Regions from separate parts of the Homo sapiens genome. Here region 2 is linked to region 1. Evidence: chromatin contacts called from ENCODE Hi-C or POLR2A ChIA-PET data. All regions are on one chromosome and are shown on one strand. The core of a region is the stretch at or near the end of the contact, and the rest is flanking DNA. Distances in the headings are between cores, read along the strand shown.

What was found. Hi-C counts contacts between places; a loop is a spot of excess contacts on that map. ChIA-PET counts read pairs that join two places held with the same protein, here RNA polymerase II (POLR2A). Pooled maps may share reads with other maps.
Region 2: a map of dorsolateral prefrontal cortex shows a loop between it and region 1 (6-fold over the local background). The contact joins the promoter of NKAIN1 here to the enhancer-like site in region 1. A Hi-C loop is called at or near these places in 5 of 168 maps with a recorded cell type or tissue (Panc1, dorsolateral prefrontal cortex, head of caudate nucleus and 1 more) and 4 of 50 pooled maps. POLR2A ChIA-PET finds 5 or more read pairs at or near these places in 8 of 52 experiments (Caco-2, GM12878, H1 and 4 more).

The regions. Positions count from the first base shown.
Region 1 is chr1:31,179,864-31,184,237 of GRCh38, forward strand. NKAIN1 (sodium/potassium transporting ATPase interacting 1) reads right to left here. Exons shown (of 7, transcript NM_024522.3): 4 at 3,954-4,151; 5 at 2,667-2,727; 6 at 1,997-2,078; 7 at 1-1,849. The coding sequence ends at 1,840. Among named protein-coding and RNA genes, the nearest start is that of NKAIN1, 58 kb to the right of the region's middle. RefSeq lists a silencer at 1,751-2,000 and an enhancer at 4,119-4,374. Within about 2 kb of position 1,913, at least 2 of the 41 ENCODE cell types and tissues checked have a DNase peak (open chromatin) inside an H3K27ac peak, as active enhancers do.
Region 2 is chr1:31,237,019-31,241,481 of GRCh38, forward strand. NKAIN1 (sodium/potassium transporting ATPase interacting 1) reads right to left here and starts at 2,869. Exons shown (of 7, transcript NM_024522.3): 1 at 2,476-2,869. The coding sequence starts at 2,529.

The sequences.
Region 1 (4,374 bases), core at 663-3,162:
AAACAAAAGGCTTCAAAGCACCAGTGGCTACACCCGTTGAGTAGAAAGGGGCTTGGGGGAGAGTTGGGGTGAGAGAGGTGAGGGCTGGAGGCAGGGCTGGCCCAGTGAAGGGCAGTAGCTTAGCCTGAGGGAGCTGCCCCCCTCTCAAGCTGTACCCACCAGCTGGGAGCTCCATGCCTGTGGGGGCCAGAGGAACTCCTGGGCCTGGCTGCTTGCATTTGGGATGGTGGGGTGGGGTTGCCAGCCTTGCTCAGGATATTTTGGCCTTAGAGAGTAGGGAATGATAGATTGGAGGGTAGTGGGAGAGGAGCGGAATGGTCACCACAGACAGGCTCAGGTGTGCAAACCATCTGCACCATCTGGGTGCCCCCCAGTTCCTCCATGTCTCCTGCCCTCCTTTCTAACCCAGGGCCATGCCTCTTTCACAGATGAAATGCTGAGACCTGATCCTCTCTCTATGGACGCACCAGGCAGTGCGTGGGATGCAGCGTCCTCAGGAGTGTCTGTGGAGGGAGGTGGGGAAAGTGTTCTCACCTCTACTTGCCCCCAAGGAAGGGTGAGGGTGCTGGCAATCCCGACTCCCCGACTACTCACACCCCCATCTGCCCCTTCAGAACTCCTTCTGGGCTTGTTAGAGGAGGCTTCTGGCCATTGGATTGGTTGTAAATGCTGGTGATCTGTAAACACTGGAGTCTGGGCAGCGCTGACCAGCATTGCTCCTCTCTGAAACCACAAGCCTTCCAACTGGTGAGGTGGATGGAGCCGTCAGGGGTGAGTGGAGTTGTGGAGGTGATGGGGATACAGTAGAACCAGCCTCAGGGACCTGGAAGGGGGTGGAGTGACTGAGTTGGGGCCCCACTTTCCTGGAGGAGAGAGCTTGAAAGATTTGCCAAGGGTGGACAGAGGCTGAGTGTAGGAAGGCTTCTCTGTGGGTGGGGCTGAATTTGGGGCTTCATCCATCCAGTTCCCAATAAGAGAACGAATGGGTATATTGCTTTAAGAGAGGCATTGGCAAGTGGTGGTGGTGGTGTGTGAATATGGTGGAGACCACATAGGTCCAAGATGGAGGGGGGCTTGGAAATGGAACTCAGAGAGCAGACACTGGGTTTTACAGTCAGAAACTGCAGAAAGTACACTGTGTTCAAGGCCCACTTCCACCAAAAATCTAGCTGTGTGGCCTCAAGCAAATCACATCTCTGGGCCTCAGTTTTAATGTACTGCAAAATGAGAATTTTAATCCCAGTCTAGCTCAGGGAATTGAGTTAAATGAGAAGTCTAAAAGAGTCCATTTGCTAAGGGATTAATTACTTGAGGTGCGGAAACCGAGGCTCAGAGAGGGCAAGGGCTTTGCTAGACGTCACAGTCAGTGATGGACCTGCGATTAGAACCCAGGAATCCTGCTCCTAGTTCACAGTAGCTTTCCCCAGAGCTGGTGAGTGAGTGTGGTGGGATGGGATGGGTCTGATGTCCTGCTGTTTTTGGACAGGGGGGCAGGATGCTGGGTGAAGAGTGAAAGGGAGAGGCTGGAGAAGAGAGGAAGGCCCCAGCTCACGCCAAGGCTGAGATTAAAAACAAACAAACAAAAAACAAAAAACCCGTGGTGCCCCTCCCCCGCCCCGCCCCACTCCTCCGAAGTCCGGGCTGCGAAGAGCCAAGCTCAAATCCAAGTCCAAGTCCAAGTCCACGTCCAAGTCCGCATCTCCAGATGCAGACGCGGGGTTGGGCACAGGCTGCAGTGAGCGCGCGGGCCACCAGGGGGACACGCCTGCGCCTTGGCCCGAGCTCGCGGCAGCTGCGGTCAGCCCAGGGCGAGGCGCCGGGGTGGGCGCGGGGCAGAGGCTACCCCGACCTGCGGGAAACAAAGGCAGGTTAGGGAGAGTGGATCCCAAAAGTATGGGGGCGGAGAGACCCGGTTGCCCTGCCCACTCCTCCATCCCCTCCTTTTCGCAACCCCGACGCCCAGGCCTCCCCAAGCCAGCAGGGGGCCGTGACCCACGTGTACAGAGGCTGCAGCTGTAAATGCGACGTCTTCTGGGGCGCCTGGTATCCGTAGGAGTCAAAGCCGCCGATGAAGTCAACTGCGGAAGAGGGGCGGCGCATGTTAGGGATCGGCGGCGGGGGCGAGGAGAGGGAGACTGGGTCCTGAAGGGGAAGAATCTGAGGGCAGGACTCCCACCCTAGGAAGCGGAGCCAGAGAAGCCATGAGGAGGGGAGGGGCGAGGGTCAGACCCCGTGCAGGGCCTGGGGCGGGGCTTCGGCTGGACCCTGAGGGATGGGCCTCTGGGGGTCTGGAGGCGGCGAGGCCGGGCCAGCTGAGGGTCAGGCCCCAGTCCTTAAGGCTTGGGCCTGGGAGGCCGGGCAGTCCTATGGGAGAGAAGGCTCTCAGGGGCGGGGCTAGAGCCTCTAAACGGGACAAGACCTCTGATGGGGTGGGGCGAGATTGGGGAAAGGGGGTGCTGGGGCCAGGGACTGGGCACCTGGACGTCTGGACCCCAGCCTGGAACGGGCTGGTATGCAGAGCCTTCCATACCAGCCGCCTCTTCCCCTCGAAAGGGGCCCGTGGCCGACCCTGGGCTCCCTCCCGCCGGGGCCAGTCACAGGCCTCTGTCCAGGGTGCTGAAGGCGCAGGGCCAGATTCCCCACTTCCCCAGGGGCGCCTTACTCACAGCTGTCCTCCTCCTCCAGGAACACTTTGCTCACGTAGCAGGCGAACACGAAGCCGAACAGCTGGGAGTGGAGATGACACGTCAGGGAGGAAGGAGGAGTGGGAACCTCTTCCTCCGCCCCCTGCCGGGCCCTGTACGCTCTGACTGGCAAGGGAGGAGGCATGCCAGGATGAAGGCAAACCGTAACAACTTCCAATTAAATGTTTTCACCTTAAAGTCAAACATACATGGTCTAACTCTTCTGAAAGTGTAACTTGAGACAAGTAATCATTTTACCTCTTTGAGCCTCAGTTTTCCCACTTGGACTTGGGCAATACCTTATGGCTTGTTAAGAAGAAAGAGGATTATGTGACTTTGTGGGTACAAAGTGCCTAGGACAGGGCTGGCCCTTCTAGAAACAGGAACTACTCCTATCTTGGAGTTTCTTTCTTTCTTTTTTTTTTCTTCCCTTCCCTTCCCTTCCTTTCCTTCTTTCTTTCAGACAGGGTCTCACTCTGTCACCCAGGCTGTAGTGCAGTGCTGCAATCATGGCTCACTTCAGCTTCAACCTCCTGGGCTCAAGTGATCCTCCTGCCTCAACCTCTCAAGTAGCTGGGTCCACAGGCATGAGGCATCACGCCCACTGGGGTCACTTTCTTATTCTCACAACTCTGAGGCTGGTATTGTCATTCTTTTTTGTGAATAAGGAAACAAGCTCCGAGAAGGCAGGTGACTTGTCCAAAGTCACATAGTGGGTGTATTGAGCACTTAAACCCAGGATTGATTCATAGTCTGATGCCTCATCCTACTCACTAAACCTGTTCACTCTGCACAGGGGCTGGGGCAGCGGTGAGGGAAGACGGTACAGGATATGGAAACAGATCCAGACAAAAGGACAGACAGGCGGAAGACCTAGGTTCATTCCCTCTTTTTTTTTTTTTTTTTTTTTTTTTTTTTTTTATGGAGTTTCGCTCTTGTTGCCCAGGCTAGAGTACAATGGTGCAATCTTGGCTCACCGCAACCTCCACCTCCTGGGTTCAAGCAATTCTCCTCCCTCAGCCTCCTGAGTAGCTGGGATTACAGGCATGTGCCACTATGCCTGGCTAATTTTGTATTTTTAGTAGAGACGGGGTTTCTCCATGTTGGTCAGTCTGGTCTTGAACTCCTGACCTCAGGTGATCCACCAGCCATGGCCTCCCAAAGTGCTGGGATTGCAGGCGTGAGCCACTGCGCCCAACCCATCCCCTCAACCAGAGCTAAAGAAAGGGATCGGGAAGTGTGTGTAGGGTGGGGGACAGAAGGACTTACTGCCAGGAAGATCTGCAGGGCGCTGCTGAGGGCTTCAATGTAGGGGTAGTCAAGCAGGCAGCCAGTGACAGAGATGACATGGTGGTCCTCCAGAGCCAGGCGGGAGTTCAGAACAGGTGTCACCAGGCAGCCTGGCCCATTCTCCATCCACCAGGAGCGGTGCAGGGATGTGTTGAAGGTCATGATGAAGTCCCGGTCCTGGGGGCAAAGGGGCCTGGGATACTGAGTGTGAGGGAGAGGGAGGGGGGAGCTACTCCCCCAGCCCAGGAAGACTATATTGATCGGTGAAGGGATTCAGGGAGCCTGCACCTGCAAGTCCATATTTGACCAACAGGTGGCACTTAATGACCACACAGGCCTCACTCTTTTGTCACTGAGATGGGAAGGGGTTTGTGTGGACTCACAGGGGCCTCAGAATTTT
Region 2 (4,463 bases), core at 1,619-4,118, 58 kb after region 1:
GAAGTGGGAGGATGGCTTGACCACAGGAGTTTGAGACCAGCCTGGGCAACAAGAGTGAGACCCACCTCTAAAACACAAAAAAATTAGCTAGGCATGGTGGTGTGCCCCCGTAGTCCCAGGTACTCAGGAGGCTGAGGTGGGAGGATTGTTTGAGCCTGGGAGGTCAAGGCTGTAGTGAGCTATGATTGCACCACTGCACTCTGTCCTGGATGACAGAGTGAGCCCATGTCTCAAACAAAAACAAAAACAAAACCCCCAAAACAAAGCCTGGGTCCTAGTTCCTGTAGAATTCTGGACAAGTTACTTCATAGGGCTGTTAGGATTAAATGAGTTAATACCTGGAAAAGTGCTTCCAAGAGTACCTGACACTTAGTCAAGGGCTCTCCAAAGCTAACCGTTATTATCGCCAACAGAGAATGAGCATGGGACAAACTGCTAACAGGTTCACCTTTGGGGAGGGGTCTAGTTATAGAGAGAAGAAAACTTTTTTTTTTTTTTTGAGACACAGTTTCACTCTGTCGTCCAGGCTGGAGTGCAGCGGCGTGATCTCATCTCACTGTAACCTCCGCCTCCTGGGTTCAAGTGATTCTCATGTCTCAGCCTCTCGAGTAGCTGGGATTACAGATGCGTGCCACCACCCCTAATTTTTGTATTTTCAGCAGTGATGGGGTTTCTTCATGTTGGCCAGGCTGGTCTCGAACCCCTGACCTCAGGTGATCTGCCCATCTCGCCCTCCCAAAGTGCTGGGGTTACAGGCATAAGCCACGATGCCTGGCCTAGAAAACTTACTTTTTATTTATCTGTCCTGTTTGATTATGTATGTATTTATTTTTTACAATATATGTATATTACTTTTCTAATTAAAAAAAACCCCTAGTTTAAAATTAAAAAATTAACAAACACAGAAGAATCCTCTGAAAGGTTTAAACATTTCTTGGCATTTCATGTTCCTCAAAGTAGATAAAGAAAAACAGACAATCTCTGCCCTTCTGGAGTTCCCATTCCACCTGATCTTAATTAATTCCCTCTGCAATCCTCAGGGATAATCATTTTACAGATAAGAAGACTGAGGCCGGCCAGTGGGGGGAAGTCACTTGTCCAGTCTCCCACAGCTGGGAGCAGGGCTACAATCTCCAGAGCTAGGGCTGTTTCCACCACTGCCCAGGCCAGGTCTGTGGATGGCATGTTTGAAGCTGGTGTCCCCAGGAGGAGAGAAGCAAGACGAATGAGGAGGTCTGCATGTCCAGGCTCAAAACTTCACTCTACATTATCATTGGCTCCTGTGGTGGGGAGGGCGTGATGGATGCAGGCAAGAGTGGAAACCCAGAACAAGGAGTCCAGCATGAGGGGGGCTCAGGCTCCTCGCTGCCCACTCTCAGACCTGGGTTCGGCGATGGAGGTCCCCATGCACCTCTGCCTAGAGGAGAAGCACAGCTTCAACCTCCCTAGTTGTTCAATCTCAGCTCTAGGGTAGGTAGGAGACCCCTGCCTCTCCTTAACCACCCTCCCAAATTCCCCTGCCAGGGCCTGATTTGAAGGGCAGTGCTGTTTCTTCTAGTCCACTACAGTCACTCCTCCCTGAGACAAGAACCTGAGTTCCCTATGCTGGGGCTAGGCACAGTGTCCTCAGATGCTCTGGTCCTCCCTAGGGCACCCAAGTGTCCCCATCCCCACTGTTGCTGGCCCCGGCAGAGGAGCTGCTCTGGTGGGTGGAACTGATGACTGATGGAACCCCCATGGCCACAGCGGCCAGACCAAAGCAGGAAGTGTGGTCCAGGCTGGGTCAGGCTGGCCCAGGATCTGGCAGCTCCTGGTGACCCTCTCCAGGGAGGTGGCTCTCCTTTCCCAGGACTGCCCGGTCAGGAAGGTGAAGGGAGGCAGAAACAACACAAAGGATTGGAGGGTTCTTGGAGTCTAAGATCCCAGAACACAGATGAACATGGGCCAGAAATGGTCAGCGATTTAGAGACACACCAAAGAGAAACCCTGAGAGACACACGCCGGAGCAGAGACTTTGTGAGAAACGCTCACACAGGGGTGGTGATCAGAGGCAGAGACCCAGAGGAAGGGAGAGACCCATGCAAACGAGGGATCTAGAGGGAAACACACAGCAGGACCTCAACGGATCCACAGATCAGCCTCAGACACACCCCCAGTCCCAGCAAGCCACCGTCCCACAGCGCATCCCCCAACAGGAGGCCACTTGTACAGTGCGGGCGGGCCGGGGACTCGCGCACAGGACGCACTTGGGGACCGGAGGAGCGCCGGGCACAGCAGCGAGAAGCGCACACAAAGAGACAGCCCGGCCAGCGGGAGCAGGCTCCGCCCGACCGCTCCGAGACTCCAGACCACCCCCCGCCCGGGCACACGCACCAGACACACACACAGAGACACACGCAACCCCACCCGCACGCCCTGGGACCGCGCCCCGCCGCGCCCCACCCTGCCCCGACTGCCTGGGCACGCGACGCTTACCAGCTGCAGGCAGCAGAAGGCGACCAGCGTGCAGCGCCCGCTGCACTTGCCCATGGCTCCGGGGGCTGCGCGGGCCGCACGCCGCGGCGCCCTTCTTGCTCCGCGGCCGCCGCCTGCTCGCGCCGCGCGGGCTCCACGTCCTCCCCGCTGGGCGCGCCGGGCGGCGGGGCCGGGCGCCTAGGGCCGGGCCCGGGAGTGTCCGGTCCCCAAGGCTGGGGCCGGCCGCCCGCGCTCCGAGTCCATGGTCCGTCCGTCCGCGCGCTGGCCCCGCCGAGCCGCGCCTCCTTTGTCTAGCGGGCCGTCCGTCAGGCGCGCCTCCTGCCCCGGGGCGGCTGGCGGGGAGCGCGGAGCAAGGAGAGCGAGCCCCGAGCGCGGCGCAGCGCAGAGCAGCACTGCCCAGCTGGGGCAGTCGCCCGGGCTCTCGTCGGCCGCGGCTTCCCGGCCCCACCACGTGGCTCCGCCGCCGCCACCGACAGGGAGGGAGTTGGGGGGAACGGCAGAGGGGTGGGGCGGGGGAGCCGCCGGAGGGGAGGGGAGAGGGATAGGGAGGTGGAGGGTTGGAGAGGCAGGGAGTGAAGTGGAAGAGTGCGTGCGGGCTTAGGGGACAACAGCCCTGAGTCAAATCCAGACTTTGCTGCTCACTCGCTGTGTGACCTTGGGCAAATCACGTCACCTCTCTGGACCTGTTTTCTCATGAACAAAGTAGGAATAATTATGCCTCTTTAGTGTAGATATGAAGATGAAATGCAGTCATGTGAATAAAGCGCTTAGCCCTGTGCCTGGCCTCCTGGCTTGGAACACTTTTTTGTCCACCCTGTCTCTAGGGCTCCAGGGTTCCAACTTGGACTTCTAGTTCTATTTACGTTCCCAGATCTGCTCCTCACCCCAGCCTCTCCCCTGAGTGTCTGGCCACATTTTTCGCCTTCCTTCTTTCCGTCTACTGGCATTTATTGAGCCCTGACTGCATACACACCCCTGGGGGCCCTGCGAGCCAGAGATGAGACCTGCAACACTGTTCCAAATCCCGTAGAGCTGCACCGCCCAGGGAACAGATAGGCTCCCAAGAGCACGCCAGTGAGATGGGTGATGGCAGAGATCTGCCCAGGTGGAGGTAGGGAGCCCCTACCCTGGGCTGCAGTAGGGACAGAGTCAGAAGTTTCCCAGCAGAAGATTGCCTTCTCCAAGCCACCCCCAAAAGCCCTCGAACTGGACACATCTCAAATCCACATAATCATTCCTGTCCCACTCCTAACTTCCTATATTCACCTTGGCAATTAGCATCACCCAAGTGGAATTTCCTAGGTCATCCTCCAGGCTTCCCTACAATTACATCTGATCTGTCACTACATTCTATAAACTGTACTTTCCAACTAACATTTATGAAATACCCACTATGTGCCAGGTTCTCTGCTGGGGATAAGGGAACAAAACCCGACAAAATCTCTGCCCTCATTGAGCACACAGTCTAGTGAGGGATTGTCATTAAAACAAGGAAATATACAAATAAATACGCAAAGTTCTGATGAATACTCTAAAGAATATTAAAGAAGAAACGTGGCACGGTGGCTCACACCTGTAATTTCAGCACTTTGGGAGGCTGAATCAGCTCACTGCAACCTCCACCTGAGTGGAGATCGGCCTCCCAAAAGTGAGTGGATCACCTGAGTTCAGGAGTTCGAGACCAGCCTGGCCAACGTGGTGAAACCCCATCTCTACTAAAAATACAAAAATTAGGCAGGGATGGTATCAGGCACCTGTAATCCCAGCTACTCAGGAGGTTGAGGCAGGAGAATCGCTTGAACCCGGGAGGTGGAGGTTGCAGTGAGCCAAGACCATGCTATTGCACTTTAGCCTAGGCGACAAAAGCGAAACTCTGTCAAAATAAATAAATAATAAATAAAATACTAAGGGAGAAAAGAGAGAATGAGAGGGGCATAATTTAGGTTTGGGGACCAGGAAACACCTCTTTGAGGAAACGAAACTGATAC